Regions from separate parts of the Homo sapiens genome. Here all the other regions are linked to region 6. Evidence: chromatin loops called from intact Hi-C (ENCODE). Cell type or tissue: mammary epithelial cell. All regions are shown on one strand.

The links. Hi-C counts contacts between places; a loop is a spot of excess contacts. Peaks named below come from ENCODE experiments on the same cell type or tissue, not always from the same donor. Only the 100,000 strongest peaks of a DNase experiment are listed, where the experiment ranks them.
Region 1: it touches region 6 in a loop (10-fold over the local background); 43 of 110 quality-filtered maps call a loop at or near these places.
Region 2: a loop joins it to region 6, with 5 times the contacts of the local background. A loop is called at or near these places in 107 of 110 quality-filtered maps.
Region 3: it touches region 6 in a loop (5-fold over the local background); 76 of 110 quality-filtered maps call a loop at or near these places.
Region 4: it touches region 6 in a loop (6-fold over the local background); 27 of 110 quality-filtered maps call a loop at or near these places.
Region 5: it touches region 6 in a loop (3-fold over the local background); 6 of 110 quality-filtered maps call a loop at or near these places.
Region 7: it touches region 6 in a loop (7-fold over the local background); 2 of 110 quality-filtered maps call a loop at or near these places.

Annotation. Positions count from the first base shown.
Region 1 is chr17:4,708,521-4,712,520 of GRCh38, reverse strand. It overlaps ARRB2 (arrestin beta 2), which reads right to left and starts at 1,889. Exons shown (of 15, transcript NM_004313.4): 1 at 1,777-1,889. The coding sequence starts at 1,799. RefSeq lists a silencer at 1,643-2,172 and an enhancer at 2,102-2,271. In mammary epithelial cell, a CTCF peak has its summit at 2,475 (motif pointing left); DNase peaks (open chromatin) are centred at 2,040 and 2,720; H3K4me3 peaks cover 2,251 bases; H3K27ac peaks cover 784 bases.
Region 2 is chr17:4,880,391-4,884,390 of GRCh38, reverse strand. MINK1 (misshapen like kinase 1) reads right to left here. Exons shown (of 32, transcript NM_153827.5): 3 at 3,351-3,407; 4 at 3,134-3,259; 5 at 1-28. It also overlaps the pseudogene RN7SL784P. Among named protein-coding and RNA genes, the nearest start is that of C17orf107, 17 kb to the left of the region's middle. RefSeq lists an enhancer at 2,047-2,096 and a silencer at 2,277-2,326. In mammary epithelial cell, a CTCF peak has its summit at 2,213 (motif pointing right); a DNase peak (open chromatin) is centred at 2,250.
Region 3 is chr17:4,730,188-4,734,187 of GRCh38, reverse strand. It overlaps MED11 (mediator complex subunit 11), which reads right to left and starts at 2,760. Exons shown (of 3, transcript NM_001001683.4): 1 at 2,614-2,760; 2 at 2,282-2,412; 3 at 581-1,138. The coding sequence starts at 2,698. The coding sequence ends at 1,001. It overlaps CXCL16 (C-X-C motif chemokine ligand 16), which reads left to right. Exons shown (of 6, transcript NM_001386809.1): 6 at 1-655. RefSeq lists enhancers at 2,764-2,813, 2,105-2,924, 2,824-2,963. In mammary epithelial cell, CTCF peaks have their summits at 2,360 (motif pointing left) and 2,851; DNase peaks (open chromatin) are centred at 2,447 and 2,767; H3K4me3 peaks cover 1,615 bases; H3K27ac peaks cover 1,306 bases.
Region 4 is chr17:4,901,774-4,905,773 of GRCh38, reverse strand. It overlaps CHRNE (cholinergic receptor nicotinic epsilon subunit), which reads left to right and starts at 2,676. Exons shown (of 12, transcript NM_000080.4): 1 at 2,676-2,756; 2 at 3,011-3,153; 3 at 3,280-3,324; 4 at 3,448-3,557; 5 at 3,687-3,842. The coding sequence starts at 2,711. It overlaps C17orf107 (chromosome 17 open reading frame 107), which reads right to left. Exons shown (of 3, transcript NM_001145536.2): 3 at 2,840-4,000. RefSeq lists a silencer at 1,846-2,140 and enhancers at 2,272-2,491, 2,681-3,322, 3,323-3,964. In mammary epithelial cell, a CTCF peak has its summit at 2,017 (motif pointing right); DNase peaks (open chromatin) are centred at 2,233 and 2,333.
Region 5 is chr17:4,857,095-4,861,094 of GRCh38, reverse strand. The region is part of intron 1 of MINK1 (misshapen like kinase 1); the gene reads right to left. It also overlaps the pseudogene ATP6V0CP1. Among named protein-coding and RNA genes, the nearest start is that of MINK1, 26 kb to the right of the region's middle. RefSeq lists a silencer at 947-1,241. In mammary epithelial cell, no CTCF peak of the experiment used is centred here; a DNase peak (open chromatin) is centred at 2,044; H3K4me3 peaks cover 2,109 bases; H3K27ac peaks cover 3,337 bases.
Region 6 is chr17:4,787,969-4,791,968 of GRCh38, reverse strand. GLTPD2 (glycolipid transfer protein domain containing 2) reads right to left here and starts at 3,005. Exons shown (of 4, transcript NM_001014985.3): 1 at 2,852-3,005; 2 at 2,679-2,743; 3 at 2,292-2,458; 4 at 1,380-2,210. The coding sequence starts at 2,957. The coding sequence ends at 1,673. RefSeq lists an enhancer at 1,239-1,318 and a silencer at 1,549-2,198. In mammary epithelial cell, a CTCF peak has its summit at 1,897; DNase peaks (open chromatin) are centred at 1,418 and 1,888; H3K4me3 peaks cover 2,246 bases; H3K27ac peaks cover 1,824 bases.
Region 7 is chr17:5,060,845-5,064,844 of GRCh38, reverse strand. It overlaps the pseudogene LOC100421332. Among named protein-coding and RNA genes, the nearest start is that of ZFP3-DT, 15 kb to the left of the region's middle. RefSeq lists an enhancer at 1,764-2,524. In mammary epithelial cell, a CTCF peak has its summit at 2,266 (motif pointing right); no DNase peak of the experiment used is centred here.

The DNA.
Region 1 (4,000 bases), 79 kb after region 6:
TTCCCAGAGGACCCCAATGGGCAGGTTACCACAGTGTCTGGGTAAGACCTAACCATCTTTCCATCTGGTCTCCAGCTCTGACAGCTGGAGCATATAGGAGAGCAATGACCCTGGCCTTTGGCCCTACATGGTTTCTACCATAGGCCCAGTTTCTGCTACAACTTCACTTGCCCCTTCTTCCCAGAAAGCCAAGCTGTCCAAAGGTTGTAAGGCAAAGGGTATGGAGGGCCCCAGGTATTCCTAACCAATAAAAGAGAATACACATCGATATGGTAGCCGCTAGAATAAACACCCTATCTTTCATCCCAACTTGGGAGCTGAGTGCCGTGGCATCATCCAGGCTCTCCCTCCCCTTTGCTTCTGGTTTTCCTCTTTGTCCCAGGGTGTCCTCCCATTAGGAGCCCTGGCACAGGGCTGTGACAGCCACAATCAGTGGGCCAACTGGAGTGTGGTTCTGGGGCAATTGCCCTGGAGCAGCTGCAAGGCACTTGCCCTTTGGATCCTAACCCAGCCACCTCCTGCCAGGCTGGGGAGGAGCAGCGTGCATATACTAGGCTGGCCAAGGAGGCAGAGTGTGGGGATGACCAGGGAGGTGCCCAGTGGGAGCAGGGGTAGCTGAAGCAGATGTCCTTTCACACTTCCTGCTATTCGCTCCATTTCCTGTGGCCCAGAATTTCATGGGGGTGAGGGAAATTGTGCCAAGTTAGCAGTCTCCTTTGGTCCATCCGTCCCACTCCCTGAACCACATGACGGAAATCAGGGGCCTCCCACAAGTCAGCAACTTCCCCTTTCTCTGGGATGTTTAAACCCTGATCCAGGAGACGGATCATCTCTCTGATGATCTCTTTCTGATGCTCGTCTACTTGATGCTCAGAAACCCGGGTTCTCATACTCTATAGGTTGGAAGTGGGGTTGATATGATGTTTTGCAGAGCAAGCCAGAGCTCAGGACCAATTCCCTATTCCTGATACCCTCTGAGTTGAGGCCTACAGCCCCAACCTTTTCGTCTTTTGCTCCCGCTCCCCTGCGACTCAGGCATCCACCCCTTGCCCCTTGGGGGTGTTGAGTCACAACAGGAAGTGGATTTTGCTAGAGACCAAAAAAGAGAACTCGGGGTATCAGTGGAAGGAAAGAGCCTCGATTGCACAGAAAACATCCGGGGAGTGGACGCGCGCCCAGGGTGAATACTGCCTCCCCCACCCCCAGAGAGAGGGATACGATCTAGTTTCAGGGAGGGTCGCCACGCACTCGGCTCCCCCAAGATGAAGCTGTTGCTCCTGGCAACCCAAGGGAAGGTAGAAGTTTGGGTGAGGAGCCACCCGGCCCTCGGGACAGGTGTGGGCAGCGCGACTACCTGGGGGATATTGGATAGGAGGCTTTCCATTGGCTTGGCGCGAGTCTGGAGTGGATCCCCCCCGTCCCGGCATCCAGCCTCCCCGTACACGACCCCTCGGGGCCAGCCACCTGCTCCTCCTTCCTCCATCCCTGCATCGCAGCCTGCACGGGAGAGCCCAGTAGTCTGGCCCCACATCCCTGCGAGAACCCCGACACCGGTTTTTCTGATCCCCCTCAGGCCTCGCTTTCTGCAGGGGCCCGGGCATTTCCCCCCCACCCTCATTATCCTCGAGGACCTGCGCGTGCGGCCCCGGATGGCTGTCCCTAGGGACCCAGGCGTCCGGCCCCCAGATCCTCTCCGCTGCGCCCTCGTCTGGGACCGTCCCAGCCCCCGCCCCGAGCCGCCGCCCATGCCCCGCCGCGTGGCCCCACCTCCCTTACCTGGTCCCGGGTTTCTCCCCCATGGTGCGCGCGCCCGCCGCCCGCTCGGTTCGCGGCTCGCTCGCAGCCTCCTCGCCCGCTGCCAAGATCCCTGCTCCTCCCCGCGCCAATGCGCACGCGCGCCCTCCGCGCTCTCGCCTCTTCCCCCTCCCTCCCGGCCCCGCTCTGGTCTTGGGGAACCGGGGCCAGATGCGTCAGCCGGATCGCGCGCGCCGCGGCGCTGCCCGCCCTCTCCTAGCAGACACGCGGGGCCATTGGCTCCGCCCCCAGCCCTTCGCGCTCCTTCCCAGCCTGGTAGCCCTCCCCCGCGCGCGGGGCCAGCTCCCACTCCTCCCGCCCATCTCCCCGCCCCGCTGCAACCCCTTGAAACCGATTGGACCCCCCTAAACCAAGGCGCCCGCCTTCCAGGGGATCTAAGTCTTTCGATTGGCCTTCGGCATCCAGAACCTGCAGGGGTCTCCTCCCCTTTGTTTGCTTTCTCAGTGGCGGTGGGGGCGACCGGGCTGCTGGGGGCGGTGGAATGAGCTGAAGCGCCGTCTGGGAAGGAGGATGGTGGGGGGGAACACGTGGGTGAGCGGTTCAATTGCGTGATGCTTGCTTCAGTGCGCGCCGCTCACCTGCTCCACTCGGAGCGTGCCGCCTTCTGTGGCCAGCCCTCCCGCTTCTTCACTGCAGCGTGTCAGCTCCTCCTGGTGTTTGCATTTGATCTTCGCAGGGTTCCCTTTTCCAATGTCTCTGACTATCCATCTCCTTCACCCACCCATCCCAGCTAACATCCACTCACTCACCCGCTCCCATCCATCGGTCCATCTATGGACCCATCCATCCGTGCCTATGTTATGCTATTCACTATGCCAATCGATGGGGACACATACGAATTACCATGGCCCCTGCCTTCCTAGAATAGTTGAGGAGACACATACACAGGTATTACCCAGGAATGCTATTACAGAGGTCTGAGTCAGAAGACACAGCCGCTAACAGCAATTGGCCCGGGCGGGGGTGGAGGGAGTGCAGGCTGTCCAGAGCGGGGAACAGATGAGGACAGTCTTTCTGAAGGATGCGCAGAAGTTTTTTTTCTTTTTCTTGTTTTTTTTTTTTTTTTTGAGACAGAGTCTCACTCTGTCGCCGAGGCTGGAGTGCAGTGGTGAGAGGTGACAGCGTGCTGGCAGCTCTCACTCACTCTCGGCGCCTCCTCGGCCTTGGAACCCACTCTGGCCGCGCTTGAGGAGCCCTTCAGCCCGCCACTGCACTGTGGGAGTTCCTTTCTGGGCTGTCCAAGGCCGGAGCCGGTTCCCTCAGCTTGCGGGGAGGTGTGGAGGGAGAGGCGCGGGCGGGAACCCGGGCTGCGCGCGGTGCTTGCGGGCCAGCGCGAGTTCCGGGTGGGCGTGGGCTCGGCGGCTCCGCACTCGGAGTGGCCGGCCAGCCCCGGGCAGTGAGGGGCTTAGCACCTGGGCCAGCAGCTGCTGTGCTCAATTTTTCGCTGGGCCTTAGCTGCCTTCCCTCGGGGCAGGGCTCGGGACCTGCAGCCCGCCATGCCTGAGCCTCCCCTCCCCCTCCGTGGGCTCCTGTGCGGCCCGAGCCTCTCCGACGAGCACCGCCCCCTGCTCCAAGGCACCCAGTCCCATCGACCACCCAAGGGCTGAGGAGTGCAAGCACATGCGGACTGGCAGGCAGCTCCACCTGCGGCCCCCAAGCGGGATCCACTGGGTGAAGCCAAATGGGCTCCTGAGTCTGGTGGGGACTTGGAGAACCTTTATGTCTAGCTAAGGGATTGTAAATACACCAATCGGCACTCTGTATCTAGCTCAAGGTTTGTAAACACACCAATCAGCACCCTGTGTCTAGCTCAGGGTTTGTGAATGCACCAATCCACACTCTGTATCTAGCTACTCTGGTGGGGACTTGGAGAACCTTTGTGTCTACACTCTGTATCTAGCTAATCTAGTGGGGACGTGGAGAACTTTTGTGTCTAGCTCACGGATTGTAAATGCACCAATCAGCACCCTGCCAAAACAGACCAATCAGCTCTCTGTAAAATGGACCAATCGGCTCTCTGTAAAATGAACCAATCAGCAGGATGTGGGTGGGGCCGATTAGAGAATAAAAGCAGGCTGCCTGAACCGGCAATTGCAATGCACTGGGGTACTCTTCTGTTAGGTAGACCTTTTGTTCTTTTGTTTTTTGCGGTTAAATCTTGCTGCTGCTCCTTTTTTGGGTCTAC
Region 2 (4,000 bases), 92 kb before region 6:
AACCAGCACCACAGAACTCCATCACCAGCTAGGATCCCAGGAAGGTACCGAAAGGAAAAGTATCAGTCAGACAAGCCCTCCCACCCCTGCCCCAATCCCCTGCTAGACTCCTGGAGGAGGATAAGAGACCTTGGGGTTAGAACTGGTATGAGCTAGAGAGCAAGGGCCACAGAAGCCTCACAAAGGCCACAGGATTTCCTCAAGTCAAGACAGAGAGGGAAAAAGGCTGGGTGCGGTGGCTCATGCCTGTAATCCCAGCACTTTGGGAGGCTGAGGCAGGCGGATCACCTGAGGTCAGGAGTTCAAGACCAGCCTGGCCAACATGGTGAGCAAGACTCCGTCTCAAAAAAAAAAAAAAAAAAGAGGAGAAGGAATACAGATGGAAAAGAACTGGCAGGGTGGGGCTGGGTTTAGAGTAGGAGTCCAAGGAATCCCTGAAACTGTAAACAAAATGATGCAGGTATATGCATTTTCCCTGAGGAAGGGTCTAGTACTTTCATCAGATTCTCATTGGGATTCCAAACCCTACAGCGGTTAAGAACTACTGCTTTATGGCTGGGCGCGGAGGCTCACTCCTGTAATCCCAGCATTTTGGGAGGCCGAGGTGGGTGGATCACAAGGTCAGGAGTTCAAGACCATCCTGGATAACACGGTGAAACCCTGTCTCTACTAAAAAAAAAAAAAAAAAAAAAGTAGCCGGGCGTGGTGGCGGGCTCCTGTAGTCCCAGCTACTTGGGAGGCTGAGGCAGGAGAACGGCGTGAACCCGGAAGGCGGAGCTTGCAGTGAGCTGAGATTGCGCCACTGAACTCCAGCCTGGGTGACAGAGTGAGACTCTGTCTCAAAAAACAAACAAACAAAAAACCCAAAACAAAATACTACTGCTTTGGGCCGGGCTCAGTGGCTCATGCCTGTAATCCTAGCACTTTGGGAGGCCAAGGCGGGCGGATCATGAGGTCAGGAATTCGAGACCATCCTGGCTAACATGGTGAAACCCCATCTCTACTAAAAATACAAAAAATTAGCCGGGCGTGGTGGTGGGCACCTGTAATCCCAGCTACTCAGGATGCTGACACAGGAGAATCGCTTGAACCTGGGAGGCAGAGGTTGCAGTGAGCCGAGATCGCGCCGCTGCACTCCAGCCTGAGTGACAGAGCAAGACTCTGTCTCAAAAAAAAAAAAAGGAACTTCTGCTTTGGATCAGGGCTGGCCCAAGGCCTGCTTCTATATGGTCAGCAAGTCAAGAATGGTTTTCACTTTTTTTTTTTTTTTGAGACAGGGTCTTACTCTGTCGCCCAGAGTGGAGTGCAGTGGCGCGATCTCAGCTCACTGCAACCTCCGCCTCCCAGGTTCAAGCGATTCTCCTGCCTCAGCCTCCCAAGTAGCTGGGATTACAGGCGCATGCCACCACGCCCGGCTAATTTTTGTATTTTCAGTAGAGACGAGGTGTCACCGTGTTGGCCAGGCTGGTCTTGAACTCCTGACCTCAGGTGATCCTCCTGCCCCAGCCTCCCGAAGTGCTGGGATTACAGGCTTGAGCCATTGCGTCTGGCCTGGGTTTTACATTTTTAAATGGTTGCGGGAAAAAACAAAAAAAGGAATCCTAAATGACATGTGAAAGTGTAAAACATTGAAACGTGAGTGACCGCAGTGAGGGTGCTGGGGTTATAGCCACACTCATTCGTTTACGTACTGACTATTGCTGCTTTCGTGGTACAACAACAGAACCGTGTAGCTGGGACAGCAAATATGACCCGCAAAGCCTGAAATATTTACCATCTGGCCCTTCACAGAAGAAGTTTGCCAGTCCCTGACTTAGAAGCAGAAAGGGGGCTAAGAAATAGTGATTCTCTAGGTCTGCTAGAGACATAAAGATTGCATAGGGTCTACCTCGACAGCTGCAACAGGGAACCTGGGAAGACCCTGAGAGAAACTCCTCCAGCACAGAGAGTAACAAGGCCAGGAGATGAGGAGGGCTCTGGGTCTGCACCTCCCAGGGAGAGCAGCTGAGACCCGCAGGCAGAGAAGATGGCTCCAACCAGTCTTCCTGGAAATCAGCATGCTTGTCCAAGTTTTCACTAAAAGCCACATCCAATGCAGGAAAAGGTTGGGTGGACACATATATTTGCATATGCAATAAAAGTAATTTGCATGTGCCTATTCCTTGGAGAGCAGAGCACAGTGAGAGGAGGGGAGGACCTGTGCCCAACAGGTCCAGAAGGGGGCGCCCGGCCACTAATGCCTCTAGCCTGCCGCGATCTCCACCACACACACCTGGCAGGTAGACCTCCCTGTCACCTTTCTCCCTTTCTTTGTGTGCATGAGTGTGTGTGTTCCCAAAAAGCCAAAGGGCCTTGGAGGCCAGGACCATGGCTCATGCTCATCTATACAGAGTATACAGAAGTGCTTAGTAAGTGCTTCTCTGAATGGCTGTTGGGAGGGGAGACCTGGCGTCAGCGCCAAAACTCCCGACAGCCATTGCCACACTCCCTGCTGCTCCATCCTCAGGGACTGGGCTCAGTACCACAAAGGGTGAGGCTGGGGGAACATGTCAGCACCAGTGCCCAGGCTAGGGAGGGGAATGACTCTTAGGAATGTTCTGGGCCAGGCAGGAGGAATTTGGGGGAGGCCCCAAGCTCTGCAGCAGGCTCTGTTTTGAATGATGACCCAGAAGGGCTGGGTGCTCTGTAGCATCTGGGGTTCTGGGAGGGGTCTGGGCCCTGTTATCTCCCACAAATATTTTGGTTCTGTTGCTTTCCCAGGAGCTGTGCTCAAAGGCAGGAAAATGGATGGACGGCCTCCCCACGGTCTCTCTCCCCTTTGCCAGGATTATATTTATTTATTAAGAGCCGATCGCACAGTGTGAGACACTGGTTAGGGGAAGGGTTGGGGCAAACGCCAGGACCCCTCCCCACAAAACACTCAAAGGATGAGATGCTGCAGTTCATGGGGGCTGGAGTGCGGGGCCATCCATGAGGCAGGAGGCCCCTCTGGGTCCAGGGACAGGGGAGGCTGGGTAGACCGGAGGGAGGGTAGCTGGCAAGGAGAGATGCTGGGCACTGATACTGAGTCCTAGTGAACAGCCCGGAGACAGGGATTGCGGGGAGGGAAGGCGGGCAGGGGGGCGTTTCTCACCCAGAGCTGGTCATCGTTTCCCGGGGGGCTCTTCTTGATGAAGGCTCCGTAGTAGGTGGCGATGTTGCGGTGGTGAGAGTACTTTTTCAGCATGTTGATCTCCTGTTTGATCTCTTCCTCCTCGTCCTAAGCAGATGGGAGGAGCTGAGCCCTGAGACTCCCCCAACACTCCCTTCTCGCTGGTCCGACCCTCCCACTGCCCAGCTCCACTCCCTACCTCCGTGACATCCATGACCTTGATGGCAGCCAGCTGCCCCGTCTTGACATGCCGACCCTGCGGGACAGAGGGATCTGAGTCTATGCTCAGAGGGTGGAGCGTAGAGAGGGCTTGACTCTAGGAGACACAGCTTTTTTTTTTGAGACAGGGTCTCGCTCTGTCGCCCAGACTAGAGTGCAGTGGCGCGATCTCGGCTCACTGCCTGCTCCACCTCCCGGGTTCACGCCATTCTCCTGCCTCAGCCTCCCGGATAGCTGGGACTACAGGCATCCACCACCTCGCCCGGCTAATTTTTTTGTATTTTTAGTAGAGATGGGGTTTCACCGTGTTAGCCAGGATGGTCTCGATCTCCTGACCTCGTGATCCGCCTGCCTCGGCCTCCCAAAGTGCTGGGATGACAGGCATGAGCCACCGCGCCCGGCCCGACTGTTTTCTATCTTACAAAGTGCCCCTCAGCCGGGCGCTGTGGCTCATGCCTGTAATCCCAACACTTTGGGAGGCCGAGGCAGGCGGATCACTTGAGACCAGGAGTTCGAGACCAGCCTGGCCAACATGGAGAAACCCCATCTCCACTAAAAATACAAAAAATTAGCTGGGTGTCATGGTGGGCGCCTATAATCCCAGCTACTCAGGAGGCTGAGGCACGAGAA
Region 3 (4,000 bases), 58 kb after region 6:
GTCATCCAGGCTGGAGTGCAGTGGCATGATCTCGGCTCACTGCAACCCCCATCTCCCAGGTTCAAGCGATTCTCCTGCCTCCTCCTGAGTAGCTGGGACTACAGGTGCTCACCACCACACCCGGCTAATTTTTTGTATTTTTAGTAGAGACGGGGTTTCACCATGTTGACCAGGCTGGTCTCGAACTCCTGACCTGGTGATCTGCCCACCCAGGCCTCCCAAAGTGCTGGGATTAAAGGTGTGAGCCACCATGCCTGGCCCTATGTGTGTTTTTTAACTACTAAAAATTATTTTTGTAATGATTGAGTCTTCTTTATGGAAACAACTGGCCTCAGCCCTTGCGCCCTTACTGTGATTCCTGGCTTCATTTTTTGCTGATGGTTCCCCCTCGTCCCAAATCTCTCTCCCAGTACACCAGTTGTTCCTCCCCCACCTCAGCCCTCTCCTGCATCCTCCTGTACCCGCAGCGAAGGCCTGGGCTTTCCCACCCTCCCTCCTTAGCAGGTGCCGTGCTGGGACACCATACGGGTTGGTTTCACCTCCTCAGTCCCTTGCCTACCCCAGTGAGAGTCTGATCTTGTTTTTATTGTTATTGCTTTTATTATTATTGCTTTTATTATCATTAAAACTCTAGTTCTTGTTTTGTCTCTCCGAATGAAGAAGTATGTATTTTCATTAGGCCAAGTCTGCGGGAAGGCTGGGGCAGCAGCATGAAGTGTTTGAGGAAGTGGGTTGGGTATGTCAGTTTCCATCTCCTCTCTGAGCCTGTCAGGGTGTTTCTGGAGTGCAGAGCAGGAGCACCCTGCTGGAGAGGCCAAAGCATAGCTGTGGGCAGGCTCGGGCTTCAGTTTTTCCATGCCCACCATTTGCCCCTTTGTCCTAGGGTACTTTGACCAGCAGGGTATGTTGGTGCTCATACTCCCCACCCTACATGTTCCCAGGTTCTGTCCCATGGCACAGGTGATGGTCTCCCTCTCAGCTCTGGGTCCATCTCCCTGGCCTAGTTCTCCAGCATCTGCTCACAGGTTCGAGCCACATCACTGAGCTTGAGGCGGGCATAGTCCACTCGCTTCAGAGCCATCTGACAGTCCTTCCTCGAAGAGTAGCTGGAGCCCTCATGGGGCTGCCCTGTGGCCACCTACAAGACAGACTATCAATGGAGCACCATCTCCTTTACCCTAACTCCAACCAGGCATCAGGTCTCGTCTCATTTCTTCCCTGAGTTTGAATTTGTTAGGCCATCTGGTAGCTGGGTAAATAAATCATTTAACTTATGTTAATCTTGTCTGTAAAATGGGGGTGACAATAACTACTTCCTAGAGTTGTTGAGGATTAGATAAAGTAATGCAGAGTATCTGGCACACCGTAAAAATTAGTAATGGTAGTGGTCCCTGCGACGATTTCAGAACCTTCTCAATCCTGTCCCTCTTCTCAGGATATAAGGATTTGGGACCTCGTGGCCTGGAGGTCAGGCCAAGTTTCCAGTGACAAAGTTCTGTAGTTCTAGCATTATTTACACATCTTCTGCTAGGCACATGTGATGTTACCCAGTGAGGTATGCAGGGCCACCTTTAATTCTTTCATTTTATTATTTATTATTTTTTGAGACAGAGTTTTTGCTCTGTTACCCAGGCTGGAGTGCAATGGCATGATCTCGGCTAAGTACAACAACCTCCGCCTCCTGGGTTCAAGCGATTCTCCTGCCTCAGCCTTCCAAGTAGCTGGGGTTACCGGTACTCACCACCAAGCCCGGCTTTTTTTTTTTTTGAGACAGTCTTGCTTTGTCACCCAGGCTGGAGTGCAGTGCTGCAATCTTGGCTCACTGCAACCTCCACCTCCTGGGTTCAAGCGATTCTCCTGCCTCACCCTTCCAAGTAGCTGGGATTACAGGTGCCCGCTACCAGCCCAGCTAATTTTTGTATTTTTAGTAGAGACGGAGTTTCACCATGTTGGCCAGGCTGGTCTCGAACTCCTGACCTCAGATGATCCACCCGCCTCAGCCTCCCAAAGTGCTGGGATTACAGGAGTGAGCCACCGAGCCTGGCCTAATTTTTATATTTTTAGTAGAGACGAGGTTTCACCGTGTTGGCCAGGCTGGTCTCGAACTCTGTCAAGCCACTGCGCCCGGCCCATTCTTTCCTTTTAGAGGAAGAAACCCGCTCTGGATGGCCGGCTGGGGAGGTCTGGTCCTGCCCAGTTAATGCTCCACCCTGGATCACCCAAGCCTGAGGCTTTGACCCAGAGCTGGGGTTCGCTCGCAGAACCCCCCAGACACACCGACCTGGGTGAGGTAGCGGATCTGAGCTGACAGCTCCGCCTCCACGTGTTGCACTGAAGCGGTGAAGGCCGCCGCCTGCCGGTCTAGGAGCCGCTCGTTAGTTTTTTCCTTGGACAATTCTAGGATCACAGTACCTGCCAGGGCGGAGAGAGGGCGGGGACACACGGAGACTGCCAGTGTAGCCTCTCCCTAGGCCAGCCCCTCTCAGTCCCGCCCTTTCGCTGCGCACGCACGTAGGATTCCCTCCCCAACCCTGCTCCAAGTCCCAGGTCAGGCTGCCAGTGCAGCCCGGTCACGCTTTCGCTCCCCGCTGTCCAGGTTGTCGCATCCCGAACCTGCATTCTGAAGGATGGCGCCGATTTCCCGTTCAATGTCTTCCAGAGCGCGTAGTCTCTCGTTCGCCAGGCTGTAGGTAGCCATTATCACTCTGGGAATTCTCACCAAGAGTTTCTCCTCAGAAACGCGACGCTTGTTCCGGAAGTGGCTCTCGGTGTGCGCCTGCGCAGAGGGCACCGTGTAGCGAGCACTACGATTCCCAGGATGCTCAGCGCAGCCTCGCCTCCTCGGTCCGCTTGATGAACTACAACTCCCAGGGCCCGCTGCGCCTCAGCCACAGGACCACCCGTAGTCAGAGGCGACAGTGGAATATCCCCTAGCCCGAGGCCATTCAGACCTGTCCATCTTCTTGACACTGTCTGTGGCCTCTAGTTTATTCTACACAAGTTTATTTATTTATGAGACAGTCTTACTCTGTCGTCCAGGTTGGAGTGCAGTCGCAAGATCTCCCTCCCTGCAACCTCCACCTCCCAGGTTCAAGCGATTCTCCTGCTTCAGCTTCCCGGGTGCCTGGGATTATAGGCGCCCGCCACCACGCCCGGCTGATTTTTGTATTTTTAGTAGAGACGGGGTTTCACCATGTTGGCCAGGTTGGTCTCGAACTCGACCTCAAGCGATCCACCCTCTTCGGCCTCCCAAAGTGCTGGGATTACAGGCGTGAGCTGAATCTTAAAGGTGAACTACGTGGATGAAAGCTTGTAGTGGAAAAGGGAGACGGCATAGGCAACAGCATGGTGCTGTGACGGGAACAGCGCATGTGGAGTCCAGCAAGGGATTCTGCCTGCCTGGAGTGAACGGAGCGTGGTGGGGGTTAGGTATGACAATGGTGAGGCTGGAGAGAGGAGCGGAATCAGGAAAAGGCTTGCAAGCTATGTACTTTGGACTTGAGTCTGAAGACATTTGAGCCTTTAAAGGGTTTTTAAGAAGTGTGTTATGACCAGAATTACCTTTTTTGGAAAGATCGTTTGTAACAGTTTATAGTAGATTATCAAGAATGAAACTAGTTTGCCCAAGGTTAGCACATGAAGGTTAGACTCAGTTAAACTGAATGGTCTAGCCTGGGGAACATAGTGAGATACTGTCTTTATAAAAAAATTTGGGGGCTGGGCATGGTGGCTCACTCCTGTAATTTCAGCTCTTTGGGAGGCTGAGGTGGGAGGATCACTTGAACTAAGGACTTCGAGACCAGCCTGGGCAATATAGTGAGACCCCATCTCCTATATTTAAAAAATAAAGGCTGGGTTTGGTGGCTCACACCTGTAATCCCAGCACTTTGGGAGGCCGAGGCGGGTGGATCACCTGAGGTCAGGAGTTCGAGACCAGCCTGACCAACATGGAGAAACCCCGTCTCTACTAAAAATACAGAATTAGCTGGGCATGGTGGCG
Region 4 (4,000 bases), 110 kb before region 6:
TTCTCCTGCCTCAGCCTCCCGAGTAGCTGGGATTACAGGTGCCAGCCACCACACCCAGCTAATTTTTGTGTTTTTAGTAGAGATGGGGTTTCACCATGTTGGCCAGACTGGTCTCGAACTCTTGACCTCAGGTGGTCCACCTGCCTTGGCCTCCCAAAGTGCTGGGATTACAGGTGTTGAGCCACCGCATCCAGCCGGAAACTTCATTTTTTTGAGATAGGGTCTCGCTTGTCACCCAGGCTGGAGTGTAGTGTGATCGTAGCTCACTGTGTCCTTGATCTCTTAGGGTCAAGCAATCCTCCCGCCTCAGCCTCCTAAGTAGCTGGGACTACAGGCATGCACCATGATGCCTGGCTAATATTTTTTGTTGTTGTTTATTTATTTTTGTAGAGATGGGGGGTCTCACTGTGTTGCCCAGGCTGGTCTTGAACTCCTGGGCTCAAGTGATGCTCCAGCCTCAGCCTCCCAAATAGTTAGGATTACAGGCATGAGCCACTGTGCCTGGCCAAAACCTTGCTTTTCTGACAGATCTGATTCACCCTAGCTACAGATTCTATAGCACCTGTTTATTTTTATGCTTCTCATAGTCTGGCATCACTGGCTGTTGATAGGTCTCTGTCATTAGATGATAACTCCTTGAGGCTTGTTTTATCCATCTCAATAACCGTAGCACTCGGCCCTGTAAGGGGGAACTTTGTAGGTGTCCACTGATGTTTGAATAAATATTTGCATTTATCACAATTCTTGTCCCAAGCCTTGACGCGGAAGCTCTGGAATAAGCAGCAGCACAGATTTGAGACTTAGTCCATGTACCAGCCACATGCAAAGAGGTAAGCTGGGTCAAAGAGACCCAGAAAGGGAGTCTGAAATGGAAATCGTGGGGTTGATAAGGCAGCAGTGGAAACAGAGGCTTTACACAAGTGTGGGAAATGGACTAGGAGGACACTCTGTTATTTGATGTGTCCTCGCTTGTAACATGGAGGTGATTATGACCTACCTCATAGGTGGGGGAAGGAGACCCAAAGGTGATGGACCCGAAAGTGTTTTGTGAAGGGTAAAATAAACACAGGTGTGCGAGATCAATAGAGTTGATTGATAAGTCTCATGCATTATTGCCAATCTACTTGTGTGACCCTGGATCCCGACCTTAGCATCCCCTTTCATGTATTCAGGACAGTGATCATTGCTTTGCTGGACTGCTGTGAGGAAATGAGATGTAAGCAGAAAATATGCTTAGGCCAGCCCCTCCTACCTCACGAGGAACACCTGGACAGTTTCCTAAAAATACAGATTCCTGGCACCCTAGTCCCGAAATCATAATTCTCTGGGAATGGAGCCTAGGAATCTGAATTTAAAATAAGCACCCCTCCAGGTGATTAGAATGGTTCAAGAAGGCTTTAAAAAACACTGAGGCCGGGCGTGGTGGCTCACACCTGTAATCCTAACCCTTTGGGAAGCTGAGGCAGGAGGATCGCTTTAGCCCAGGAGTTTGAGAGCCGCAGTGAACTATGGTGGTGCCACTGTACTCCTGTCTGGGTGACAGAGTGAGATCCTGTCCCCCCACCCCCTGCAAAAAACAAAAAACAAAAAAAGAAACAGAAAAACAAAAAACATCGAGGCTGGGCGCGGTGGCTCACGCCTATAATCCCAGCACTTTGGGAGGCCCAGGTAGGTGGCTCACGAGGTCAGGAGATCGAGACCATCCTGGCTAACATGGTGAAACCCCATCTCTACTAAAAAATACAAAAATTAGCCGGGCATGGTGGCATGCGCCTGTAGTCCCAGCTACTCCAGAGGTTGAGGCAGGAGAATCGCTTGAACCCGGGAGGCGGAGGTTGCAGTGAGCCGAGATCATGCCACTGCACTCCAGTCTGGGCGCCAGAGCGAGACTTGGTCTCAAAAAAATTTTTTTTAAAAAGGAACATCAAAAGGATCTATTAAGGTGTCATCAGGTGTGTGTGTATGTGTGCACGTGTGTGTTTAGGAGAGTAGGATGGGAAGACGGTACTATCATCTGTGACCACAAGGTGGCAGCAGGGATAGACAAGGAGAAACAAGTCTCCCACCCAGAGGGGCTGGGCATGGGCAAACCTGGCGATCAGGTTGTGGAAGGAGGTGGGTCCTTTACATGATCTCCTTTGCTAGATGGAATCTCTGTACCGCAGGGCTAATCCCCTGTGACCACCTGTCTCTTTATCAGGTCTTTATGGAGACTGTTTTTTGCCACTCTGTCGGCAAGAAAGGCATTGTGAGCTTGGGTGGTGATAGTGTGTGTTCCACATGGGTGAGAATGGGAGGCAAGGGGTGTGTCACATCCCCAGATGTGTTCATCAGTCAGGGTCACCTACACAGGGCAGCTTACTCAAAGGACAACAGTGCCTGCTGAAAGCAGTGTCTCCCACCCCCTGCTACTAGAATTGTGGTTGCAGGTGCCTCTCAGGAGACGCCCACATCTGTGGCTGGGGAGTTGGCCAAATACCAGGCAAAGGACGCTGGGCTGGGGCGGGGCAGGGGCAGGAAACACAGGATGGGGCAGCTGCCTCTGGAAGCAGCCAAAATGTCCCCAGCTGCAGCAGGGGTGAGCAGAGGATTAGGTGACAGTCCCCTAACAGCCCGGAACTAACACCCTCCTCCCCCTCACACAGGCACCCTGGCATGCCCCCTCCAAGCCTGCCAGAGCTCAGAATAACCCTGAGAACCACGCAGCAGGATGGCAAGGGCTCCGCTTGGGGTCCTGCTCCTCTTGGGGCTTCTCGGTACGGACAGGGGCTAGAGGGGCAATTGGACACACACAGATACTGACATGAAGGGACTGGGAAGACAAAGACAGAGACCAAGATGGAGACTTAGACACAGTATTTCGTTCCCAGGCACAGCATAATTGGTTTAGGAGACAGATACTGATAGTACACAGCCTCAGAGGCCTGTGAGGACCCAGGGGAGGCAGAGGGGAGAGAGGTGCTCCAGCCTCTTCATTGCCAATGACCCTTCCTTCTTGACCCCATCGCAGGCAGGGGTGTGGGGAAGAACGAGGAACTGCGTCTTTATCACCATCTCTTCAACAACTATGACCCAGGAAGCCGGCCAGTGCGGGAGCCTGAGGATACTGTCACCATCAGCCTCAAGGTCACCCTGACGAATCTCATCTCACTGGTAAGCTACCCCCACCCTCATCTTAAGCCAAAAATCCCACTTCTGGCCCCAACCGCTGAGCTCTGTCCTAAAGCTCACTTCTGGCCCTGAAATCTCACTTCAATCATCCCCATCTCCCATCTGCAGAATGAAAAAGAGGAGACTCTCACCACTAGCGTCTGGATTGGAATCGTGAGTCAAATCTGGGGAATGGTGTGAGGTCTTGTCCAGGGCACCCCTTTTCCCCCAAACCCCTCCCAGGCAGCGCCAGGTGGGAGATGCAGGGCACGCGGCCTTCCATCCCCCACCCCTTAGGATTGGCAGGATTACCGACTCAACTACAGCAAGGACGACTTTGGGGGTATAGAAACCCTGCGAGTCCCTTCAGAACTCGTGTGGCTGCCAGAGATTGTGCTGGAAAACAAGTGAGAACCGGGCCAGACGCCAGGCTGGAGGGAAGCCGGCCTGGGGTGCGGGCTGGACTTGGTTGGGGAAGGGGGTACTCTGAGAGGGTGCAGACCTGTGCAAAAAGCTCGGTTTCCCCGAGCCCACAGTATTGATGGCCAGTTCGGAGTGGCCTACGACGCCAACGTGCTCGTCTACGAGGGCGGCTCCGTGACGTGGCTGCCTCCGGCCATCTACCGCAGCGTCTGCGCAGTGGAGGTCACCTACTTCCCCTTCGATTGGCAGAACTGTTCGCTTATTTTCCGGTGGGAAGAGCTACTCCGAGGCCCGGACGATTATTGTTGGGGGGGGGCCTTATGGGGCGGGGCCAACCGGGAAGCACCGCCCTCGGGGCGGGGCTTCGCGCTGGAGGCGGAGCCAGGCGTAGGCACTGGGTGGGACGCTCCAGCGCGGCCGGAGGTAC
Region 5 (4,000 bases), 69 kb before region 6:
TAATGATTCAACGCCAGACAGAGCAAGGCGGAGCTGGGTTTGCTCAAGGAAAGCTTTTCAGAAGAAGCTGAGGAACAAGGGCTGGAGGGAGAGAAGAGGCACAAAGCTGGTGGCCTGAGGCAGGCAAGGGGAGGGCACGAGCTGTCCCCTCAGACTCTGCTCCTCTGCCTTAAATCCCCCTTTAACTATTTCAAGTGTATTAGTTTCCCCAGCTTCAAAAGCTTCCCGAAGTTGCTCCCTAAGGCTTCGGCATCTCCCCAGCACGTGGCGCGCACTGGTGCTGTACAGTTAAGGGACACAGCGCCGTGGTCCTTCCACCTGCACCACGGTCTCTGCTCCCTAGAACTGACCAGGGGAGAACCAGGCACACACCAGCCTTGAGCCCTTGCTTCTTTGCTCTGCTCAGCCTCAAGGGACTCCCTGGACTCCTCCCACAGCTCCTACCTGGAGGAAAAACTAGGGGCAAATGTGAGCCCGTTGCAGCTCTCACGGTGCTGCCTGGGGCCCAGCATCAACAGACATTTTCCTTTCCTTTCCCCAAAACCAAAGTCATGTTAGTGTAGTAGTAGTAGTACAGACTGAGAGGAGATTAGAAACAAAGGGTTTGATTATTTCCCAAGAGAAAATGCAAGAGTTCATGCATAAACTGTTTCCAGAACGCTGTCCGGTTGGGAGGCTGGGACACGAACTGAAACTCAGAGCCTAGGAAGCGTGAGCCAAGGCTGTGGGGCCAGGAAAAGGAGAGAAGGTGAAACCCCCGTCAGTCCCTCACAATCAGCACGTGGAAATCTAGAAATGCAGGAGAGGCCTGGACTCATGGTGGAATCCAGAATGAAAGAGGTGGACGACTGAATGAGCAGAAGGAGGCAAGCACCAGAGGCTTGGGGGTCACATTTCTTGGAAGTGGCCTGGAGCTGGCAGATGAGAACTCTGGCTACCCGTCCTCATTCCACTAACAGTAGCTCCTCTAACGACATGCCCCTTCCCTCTGTACCCCGCTCCGCATGCGGCAAGTAGTTCCCGGACGCGACCCTTCCCCCTGTACCCCGCTCCGCATGGGGCCAGTAGTTCCCGGACGCGCCCCTTCCCTCTGTACCCCGCTCCGCATGCGGCAAGTAGTTCCCGGACGCGCCCCTTCCCTCTGTACCCGGCTCCGCATGCGGAAAGTAGTTCCTACGGTGTTGGTTTTGCATGTAGATGAAACCCTTTGAGGGGTAAAGGTTTTTTTTTTAAGTACTTTAGCAAATGCAAACTGTTATTATCAATATTAGCCAGCATCTTTTTTTTTTTTTTTTTTTTTTTTTTTGAGATGGAGTTTCGCTCTTGTCACCCAGGCTGGAGTGCAATGGCAAAATCTAGGCTCACTGCAACCTCCGCCTCCCAAGTTCAAGCGATTCTCCTGCCTCAGCCTCCCAGGTAGCTGGGATTACAGGCGTGTGCAACCACACCCAGCTAATTTTTGTATTTTTAGTAGAGACAGGGTTTCACCATGTTGGCCAGGCTGGTCTCGAACTCCTGACCTCATGTGATCCATCCGCCTCAGCCTCCCAAAGTGCTGGGATTACGTAGCCAGTGTCTTTCTTAAGTGCCTGTCAAATAATGCTCCTGGTTTATAAGTGCCCCTGGCTCTACCTTCTGGGTGCTCAGACACCAACACAGAGAGAACAGAATTAACATCCTGAGAAGTTACATATGCTAAAATATAAAGAGTAAGATTGTGAGGAAACTGCAGGGGAAGCAGGTAGGTTAGGAAAAGGTATCCTCACTTTTCTGCTGACCGATGAGTCATAATTCTTGAATTTCGGTGCTGGAAAGGTCCATTAAGCATTCCAGGAGATTCTAGGGAGCTTCCAGAATGGTAGAAGAACTGGAACCATAAAGCCTGGGGAAGGGATGGAAGTCCTTGGGAAAGAAGCACTAAACAGCCCAGTGGAGACAAGGAAGGACTGGTCTCTCCTGTGCTTCGAGCCCAGCAATGATTATTCACTCAGATATGCCCCGGCAGGTCCTGCTGCTAGAGCCAGTGCTGTTCCCAGACCCAGGCAAGGTGCCATCCTACCCCTGACAGGAAACAGGGCAGGAGGTGGGGCTGCCCCGGGTGCCTGGTGTTGGGAGGGGCCGGGGGGAATCCCGGGTGTTGGGAGGACAAGGCAGAGTCAGCTAGCTGTGAGGCTAGGGGAGAAGACCTCTCTAGTCTGGGAGAGACCCCTCCTTTCCTAGCTCCTTGTACTTCCAAAAAGGCAGGCTTCCTGCTGTTACTAACCATACCAGGACTGACTATACAGCAGCCAGAAAGATTCTGAGAAACCTGTGATAGAGAAAAACAGATGCGGAAGCGGGAGAAGAGAATTTCATAGGACACTAGGGAAAGAGAATGGGAACTTGTGGTCTAAAGAGGGAACCAAGTCTGGCCAACATGGTGAAACCCCATCTCTATTACAAATACAAAAATTAGCTGGGCATGGTAGTGCATGCCTGTAATCCCAGCTACTCAGGAGGGTAAGGCATGAGAATCACTTGAGACTGGGAGGCGGAGGTTGCAGTGAGCCGAGACTGCACCACTGCACTCCAGCCTGGGCAACAGAGCAAGACCTCGTCTCAAAAAAAAAAAAAAATTAAATTTAAATTAAAAAAAAATAAACAGGGAACCAACAAGAGCTGGCAGAACAGAATAAAGTCTCAAGCCAAATAACTCCCTTGCCTTGGAAGAACAAGGCTGCCAGCGTCTTGGAGCCTCTGTTTATCGGGTACCAGTTCAAAGGACAGTGAGCCTGAGCTGGCCTGGGAGGCCCTCCCCCCTCCCAGATGAAAACAATAGGCCTGTTTTCCTGAGCTCTTCCTGTAATCCAGAAGGCCCACACAGAGAGGAAGAGGGGGGCAAAGGCAGTGGCTATACCCAGTGGGGGAGGGGATATTTAGCCTCCCATAAATTCATCAGCTCCCTTAAAGACACCCCAAAACACCAACAATCTAAGTGTTAAAATAGTGACTGCTATGCAAATGGAGCTTTAAAACCTATCCCTTAGCCCCAGTACCACCAGATTACTAACCCTAAACCCCATCTGTAGGAGATATTCTGAAGCCACCACAGGGGAAGGGATAAGGGCCTGAGAGACAAAGGACAGATGGGGTCTCCCCAACAATTTAAGTTAAGTTCCACAAGGATACAGTACTGGCAGAGATTTGGAAGTAGGGGCAAGTATTCTGACAGAAGGGTGGTGTCTTAGGCACCCTTCAATTAGGAGTAGCTAAAGGCTGTGTGTGTGTCTGTGTGTGTGCATAAGAAAAGAAATAGGAGGGTGTGTGTGTGGTAAGAAAGAGCATCTTGGCTGGGCGCGGTGGCTCACCCCTATAATCGCAGCACTTTGGGATGCCAAGGCTGGCGGATTGCCTGAGCTCAGGAGTTTGAGACCATACGGGGCAACATGGTGAAACCCCATCTCTACTAAAAATACAAAAAATTAGCTGGGCATGGTGGTGCGTGCCTATAGTTCCAGCTACTCGGGAGGCTGAGGCATGAGAATGGCTTGAGCCCTGGAGGCAGAGGTTGAAGTGAGCTGAGATCGCACCATTGCATTCCAGCTTGGGCTACAGAGTGACACTCCATCTCAAAAAAAAAAAAAAAAAAAAAAAAAACCAGCATCTTTGCTGCCACTAGTCCACTGTCTTTGCACTCACTCTCTGCCATGCCCATCCTTGTCCCCCTCCCCACTCACAGACATGTCCAACAACAGCCCCGAGTATGCTTTGGTTTTCACCATCTCGGGTGCTATGGCCACCATGGTCTCCAGTGGCCTGGGTGCTGCCTGTGGCATGGCCAAGAATGGCACCGGCATCATGGCCATGTCTGTCATGTGGCCAGAGCTGATCCACATGAAGTCCATCATCCCAGTGGTCATGGCTGGTATCATCACCATCTATGGCCTAGTGGCGGCTGTCCCCCCTGCCAACTCCCTGAATGATGACAACAGTCTCTATAGCAGTTTCCTCCAGCTGGGCG
Region 6 (4,000 bases):
AATTATCTCAATAAACTCAGAAAAGCAGTTTAAAAATCCAACATTCTCTCGTAATAAAAAACAATCGTTGGCCAGGCGCGGTGGCTCACACCTATAATCCCAGCACTTTGGGAGGCGGAGGTGGGTGGATCACCTGAGGTCAGAAGTTCAAGACCAGCCTGGCCAACGTAGCAAAACCCCGTCTCTACTAAAAATACAAAAATTAGCTGGGAGTGGTGGTGGGATTACGCCTGTAATCCCAGCTACTCAGGAGGCTGAGGCAGAAGAATCACTTGAACCTGGGAGGTGGAGGTTGCAGTGAGGCGAGATTGCGCCACTGCACTCCAGCCTCAGTGACAATAGTGAAACTCCGTCTCAAAATAAGTAAATAAATAAAAAAAATAAAATACATTATAGGAGGGTGGGAGAGGGGGCACAAAAATAAAATAAAATACATTATAGGGAGGGAAAGGATGGACAGAGAAACAATGAGGAGGCTAGTGCAGTAATCTAGGATATAGTCTCCCTTCATAGTCAAAGGTACTAGGAGTGGAGAAAGTGGGCACTGCTCAGATTTTCACAGATTGGATGCTGATATGATGAAAGAGAAACAGAAGGGCTGGGGCTGGGCGCAGTGCCTCACACCTGTAATCCCTGCACTTTGGGAGGCCGAGGCGGGCGGATAACCTGAGGTCGGGAATTCAAGACCAGCCTGACCAACACGTAGACAGCCTGTCTCTACTAAAAATACAAAAAGTAGCCTGGTGTGGTGGTGCATGCCTGTAATCCCAGCTACTTGGGAGGCTGAGGCAGGAGAATTGCTTGAACCCGGGAGGTGGAGGTTGCGGTGAGCCAAGATCGCGCCATTGCACTCCAGCCTGGGTAACAAGAGAGAAACTCTGTCTCAGAAAAAAAAAAAAAAAAAAGAAAGAAAACCAAACCAAAACGAAAAAACAACCCAGAAGGGTCTGGATGACGAGGTTTTTGGTCTGAGGACCTGGAAGAATGAAGTGTCATTTGAGCCAGCAAAGACTATGAAGGGAGAATTTTCGTGGGGAGGGCGTGTTGGAGCTTAGTGTTGGACATGGTAGGTTTGCTATGCCTAGGTGACATCCAAGTGGAAATACCGAATAGGCAATCGTATATGTAGGATTCTGGAGTCCAGGAGAAAGTGGATTGAAGTTGTGATTTGGAAGTTATCAGTGTATGAAATGGCAAGATCTTTCATGTTCATTGTGGGAGTGGCCGTGGAGTCACTTGGCTGCACAGGGGTGAAGCTCAGGGACAAGTCTGGGCTGGAGACTCAGCGTGTGTTTGGCAACCGAAGCCACGGGAGTGACTACGATAGGCCGGGGGAGCGTGAGTCTCTCGGCTGCCGAGAACAGAGATGACACATCTTCTCACCTTCGTTTTTTATTTCCCTTAAGCGCCTGTCGTCATCACACAAAACGCCCTACGTCGACGCTGCCAAATATTGCTTTTTTATTCCTCACAGCTCCTCCCGTCTTTCCGAGACTGCGGACAGAGGGAGCTCAACGCCATTCCCTGCCGGGGGCGGCCCTCGCCGCGGCGACGTCACGGAAGAGGCGGGATACGGAGGCGGCCGCGGCGCGGGCTGCAGGACTGACCCCGGGCTGCGCGGCCCCACCCCGGGCGGTCCGCTCCGTTCCCGCCGGTCCCCGCAGCCGCCGTCTTAGGCCAGCTGGAGCAGGCCGCGCTCGGCCAGCAGGCTCTGGGTGCGGTTGTAGACATCCTCCAAGGTGCCGGCGGCCCGGACCAGCGCGGCCCGCGCCTCCGCCTCGGTGGCTCCGGGACACGCCAGCTCCAGCAGGCGGCGGCGACCCGGGAAGGCGAGGAAGGCGAGGCGGGCGGTCTGTCGGACCAGCCAGGGGTGATGCGGACCCAGGGCCGCACGGTAGGCGTCGCTGCACTGCACGCCCGCGTCCGGGCCTCCCAGCGCGCCGGTCGCCACCCGGTGGAGGCAGAGCTGGGACCAGCGCAGCGCGCGGTGCAGCAGGAGCAGCGTGCGAGAGCCCGAGCTCCGGGTCGGGTCCCGGGGGGCCGCCCCCGGCTGCTCCAGCAGTCCCGCCCTCCGCTCCCACGCCGCCATGGCCACCAGCGACCAGTAGTGCTCCGCGTCCGGGCCGTGCACCCGAGCCTCCAGGTCTGTCACCTTGGTGAAGGCCTCCCTAGTGGCGAAGGCGAAGACGGAGCCGAGGGGAGTCAGGAACCTGCGGGCGAGACGATTTGAGAGAATGGAGATGGAGCCGCCAAGGAGGCGGGGACCGGCTGGGGGGCGGGAGGCCACTCACTCGACGAGTGCCCTCCATCCCGCCAGGTACGGCGACAGCCCCACATCCCCTTCGGGTTTCAGACTGGCGTGGAACCGCCTCATCATGCGGCCCAGCATCCCCCGAGGGCCCAGACACGGAGGCTGTTTCCTCTCCGGGGCCTCCAGGGTTCCCGACTCCTGCCGGACCTGGTGGGGAGACACGATGGGAAGAGGTGGGAGCAGATTCTGCCCTGAAGAAATTGTTCCGAAGGTTTAGCTGGCGGCTCTTCTGCTGTGCGCTCAGCTTCCGACGGGAGAGGGTAGACCGGGGGAGGACCCGCCCTTTGCCGGACCCTCAGCCTGGCTCCACGTCCCCCTGTTCTGGTCCCTCCTGGAGCGCCCGCGCCCAATCCTGCGCCTAGCGTACCTGGAAGGGCGCCGTTTCCCCTGGAACGCAGGGCTGCGCCCTGGGTCCGCAGCCCGAGCGGGCGCCTGGGTAGAGGAGAAGCGGAGCGGTGAGGGCTCGAGAAAGAGGCTTGAGTCGTGAGGGCCTGGATTCCGGGCTTCCTCCCGGAGCAAGTGAGGGAAGGGGCAGCTCACCTAGGCTCCGAACACTGAGATAAAGCAGCAGCAGCGCGAAGATAGCGAGAGGAATTGAGTGGCTGAACCAGTGCCGCAGGGCTGGGGGCCGCGCCGCCACTCCCATGCCTGCTGCTGGGACCGCCGCCCCCTCACCAGCGCCTAGCCAGTCCGTGTCCCTCCGCCTCCAGGAGGGGACAGAAGCCCGTGGTGCCCTGAGGCGCAAAGGATTAATAATTAACCTACTAAGGCCCCTTCCCCTGTGCCCTTCGCCCCAAAGGGCAGCTACCCTGGGTGCGAGGAACTGGGTGAAGGGAATTTGGGGGATTCGACAGCAGTGACAGATCAGTGCATTTCCCTTCCCTGTAGGGCCAGCTGTAGCAAGAGGCACTCTGAGTATTGGGAAGAGAGGCAGGGCCCAGAACAGCTCCCCTACTGAGCAGTGGTGTGGGCCCTAAATTCACTCTGGGCTTGAGTTCCCTCCACTGTAAATTGAGGATAATAATAGGTACTTTGCAAGCCTCATGTGAGGATTAAATGATAACGTATGTGAAAACACTAAATGGAAAAGCTGACCACAATTGCCCTATAAATCTTATTAAGTTCAAGCATTGTCCGGCTCTGGGATCCAGGGAACACCCACTTCTCTCTCGCTCTCTTTTTTTTTTTGTTTGTTTTTTGTTTTTTTGTTTTTTGAGACAAAGTCTCGCTCTGTCGCCCAGGCTGGAAAGTGCCGGCTAATTTTTACATTTTTAGTAGAGACAGGGTTTCACCATACTGGACAGGCTGGTCTCGAACTCCTGACCTTGTGATCCGCCCAACTTGGCCTCCCAAAGTGCTGGGATTACAGGCGTAAACCACCGCGCCCAGCCGGGAACACCCACTTCTAAATTCTCTATCTTATTCCCAGGGGACTTTGTCTTGACCTGGATACATGACCTCTTGCAATCATATACGTACGTCAGGCTTTATCCTTTTGCATTTTTGTGGTTTAATTTTCAAAACTCCAGATTGGCTCTTCAATCATTCATTGCACCAACTTTTATTAAGTACTTCCGCACGTACTAGGCTTCAAGAATACAAAAGTGCCTTCACAGAGCTCAAGGTCCACTGGGGGAGAATTTATCCTCTGTCTCCCCCACTGGAATGTGACCTCTGATGACAGGGGCC
Region 7 (4,000 bases), 270 kb before region 6:
CGGCTCACTGCAACCTCTGCCTCCTGGGTTCAAGCGATTCTCCTGCCTCAGCCTCCCGAGTAGCTGGGATTACAGGTGTGCACCACCACGCCTGGCTAATTTTTGTATTTTTAGTAGAGATGAGGTTTCTCCATGTTGGTCAGGCTTATTTAATCTCAATTACCTCCTTAAAGGCCTTATCTCTAAATACAGTCACATTTGGGATTAAGGCTTCGACATATAAATTTTGGGGGAATGCAGTTCAGTCTGTAACACCATGCCTCACCCCAGATCAATTAAAATTTGGAGGAGGAGGCTGGGAGCGGTGGCTCACGCCTGTAATCCCAGCACTTTGGGAGGCCAAGGTGGTGGTATGCAACTGTAGTCCCAGCTACTCAGGAGGCTGAGGTAGGAGAAACACTTGAACCCAGGAGGCGGAGGTTGCAGTGAGCCGAGATTGCGCCACTCACTCCAGCCTGGCGACAGGGCGACAGTGTGAGACTCTGTCAAAAAAAAAAAAAAATTTGGAGAAGGAGGGCAAGCATTGGTACCTTTTCTTTTTTCTTTTCTTTTCTTTCTTTTTTTTTTTTTTTTTGAGACACGGTTTCACAGTGTTGCCCAGGCTGGAATGCAGTGGCATGATCACAGCTCACTGCCTCCCATCTCAGCTACCTGAGTAGCTAGGACCACAGGCATGCACCACCATGCTCAGCTAATTTTTTTTTAAATTTTTTGTAGAGACAGGGGTCTCACTATGCTGCCCAAACTGGTCTGGAACTCCTGGGCTCAAGCAATCTGCCCACCTCGACCTCCCAAAGTGCTGGGATTACAGGCATTAGCCACCGTGCCCAGCCAGCATTGGTACTTTTAAAAGAGTTCTCCAGGCTTGGCCAAGCATGATGGCTCATGCCTGTAATCCCAGCACTTTGGGAGGCTAAGGCAAGAGGATCACTTCAGGTCAGGAGTTTTGAGACCAGCCTGGCCAACATGGCAAAACCCAGTCTCTACTAAAAATACAAAAATTAGCCAGGCGTGGTGGCAGGCACCTGTAGTCCCAGCTACTCGGGAGGCTGAGGCAGGAGAATCGCTTGAACCTGGGAGGAGGAAGTTACAGTGAGCTGAGATGGTGCCACTGTAGTCCAGCCTGGGCGACACAGTCAGACTCCATCTCAAAAAAAAAAAAAAAAAAAAAAAAAATGAGCCCTCCGGGGTTAAGAACCACTCATAAAGCATGAGCTTTGAAGACAATCCCACACTCCCCTTGGGCTTCTGCTATTTCCCATGTACCTAGGAAAGTGCCCTGAGCTCTGAGTTTAGGTTCCTCTCCTATAAAATGGGAGTACTATTAGCACACAGGGTTCATGTGAGAATTAAATGAGATACTGCAGACAAAGCACTTCACACCTGCCAGGCTGTCGCAGGTACTATACAATGGCAGTTCCCACTCAGCTACTCCTGCCATGAAGAAGGAGACAGAGAGATTTTCCTGAGGCAGCAGGCAACAGTTGGAAGAAAAGGGGAGCAGGAAAGGGTGTTTGTGTGAGGAAGGTTATCCTTTGCGTGAGGAAGCACAATTAAGTAAACTGAATGTTGAAAGAGAACAAGAGGCTGGGCGTGGTGGCTCAGGCCTGTAATCCCAGGACTTCGGGAAGCTCAGGTGGGCGGATCACCTGAGGTCAGGAGTTGGAGACCCATCTGGCCAACATGGCGAAACCCCGTCTCTACTAAAAATACAAAAAATTAGCCTGGCGTGGTGGTGCACGCCTGTCGTCCCAGGTACTCGGGAGGCTGAGGCATGAGAATTGCTTGAACCCGGGAGGCAGAGGTTGCAGTGAGTCGAGATCGCGCCACTGCACGCCAGCCTGGGCGACATAGCAAGACTCTGTCTGAAAAAGAAAAGAAGGCCAGGCACAGTGGCTCACGCCTATAATCCCAGCACTTAGGGAGGCCAAGTCAGGTGGATCACGAGGTCAGGAGTTCAAGACCCGCCTGACCAATATGGTGAAACCTTGTCTCTACTAAAAATACAAAAATTAGCTGGGCATGGTGGTGCATACCTGTAGTCCCAGCTACTCAAGAGGCTGAGGCACGAGAATCGCTTGAACCCGGGAGGTGGAGGTTGCATAGAGCCGAGATTGCGCCATTACACTCCAGCCTGGGCAACAGAGCGAGACTCTGTCTCAAAAAAAAAAAAAGAGAAGGAGATATGTTTACAGATTTAGGCGTCTTCTTCCCTACTCGGGAATAAAGAGGCAGTTTTCTTGCTGGGCATCAGGTGGCGCCAGCAACCTACAGACAAGAATTTCAACTGTGGCCGGGAAAGTGGATGAGGAAGGACAGTTGAGTCCCAGGTCTCCCTGATGCAGCTGCCACTTTGTCTAGACAGAGAGTCTTCAATCATTTGTCTAAATTTCAGTTAACCCATGAAATTCAGTATGTGGACTAATCCACCTCCTCTAGATTTTTTCTAATTATTTTGATATCAAGAGATATGTATAAACATGCATACTCTTATGTTTGTGGTGTTTTCTTAGACTGGCCGAAGATATTCTCTTTCATTGCAGTCATAGGATTATTCCCTGAGACGAATTATTTGATATTGTCATAAAGATTGACCTAGGCCAGACAGCATTTACCCATCTGTTACATTCAAACAGTTTCTCTCTGATATGAATTATCTGGGGTAGAGTAAGGCATGAACTATAATTGCAGGACTTCCAATATTTATGTCACTCACAGGTTTTCTCCCCAGAGGTAATTCTTTGATGTGGACGAAGATTTGAGCTCTGATTAAAGGCTGACCACATTCAATAAATTATGGGATTTCTCTCCTGAGCAAATTCGGTGATGTAGAATAAGATGAGGATTCTGAGGAAAGGCTTTCCTGCAGTCTTTACATTCAAAGGATTTCTCTTCTAACATGAAGTCTCTAGTAAGGCTAAATTATAGCTAAATATTTACCTGCACTCCTTACTTTTTTTTTTTTTTTTTTTCCTTGAGACAGAGTTTCGCTCTTGTTGCCCAGGCTGGAGTGCAATGGCGCAATCTCGGCTCACTGCAACCTCCACCTCCCGGGCTCAAGGAGCTCTCCTGCCTCAGCCTCCCGAGTAGCTGGGATTACAGGCACGCACCACCACGCCTCGCTAATTTTTTTTTGTATATATATATATTTTTTGTTTGTTTGTTTGAGACAGAGTCTCGCACTGTTGCCCAGGCTGGAGTGCAGTGGCATGATCTCAGCTCACTGCAAGCTCCGCCTCCGGGTTCACGCCATTCTCTGCCTCAGCCTCCCGAGTAGCTAGGACTACAGGCACCCACCACCACGCCTAGCTACTTTTTTGTATTTTTAATAGAGACGGGTTAGCCAGGATGGTCTCGATCTCCTGACTTCGTGATCTGCCTGCCTCGGCCTACCAAAGTGCTGGGATTACAGGCGTGAGCCACTGCGCCAGGCCATTTTTTTCTATTTTTAGTAGAGATGGAGATTCACCATGTTGGCCAGGCTGGTCTCAAACCCCTGACCTCGGGTGATCCGCCCATCTGGGCTTTCCCAAAGTGCTGGGATTACAGGCGTGAGCCACTGCATCTGGCCGACACTCCTTACTTTCACAGGGTTTTTTTCCAATGTGAATTGTGTGATGTTCAGTAAGACCTAAGCTCTAGCTGAAGGCTCTTCCACACTCGACGCCCTTACAGGGTTTTCCCCCCAAATGAATTATCTGATGTTGAACAAGTTGAGATCACCACCTGAAATATTTTCCAGCCAGGGGTGGTGGTTCTTTCCTGTAATCCCAGTACTTTGGGAGGCCGAGGCAGGAGGATGACTTGAGCCCAGAATTTCCAAACCAGCCTGGACCACATAGGGAGACCCTGTCTCTACAAAAACTAAAACAATTAGCCAGGCATGGTGGCACGCACCTGTAGTCCCAGCTACTCGGGAGGCTGAGGTGGGAGGATCGCTTGAGCCTGAGGGGTCGAGGCTACAGTGAGCCATGATCATGCGACTTTACTCCAGCCTAGG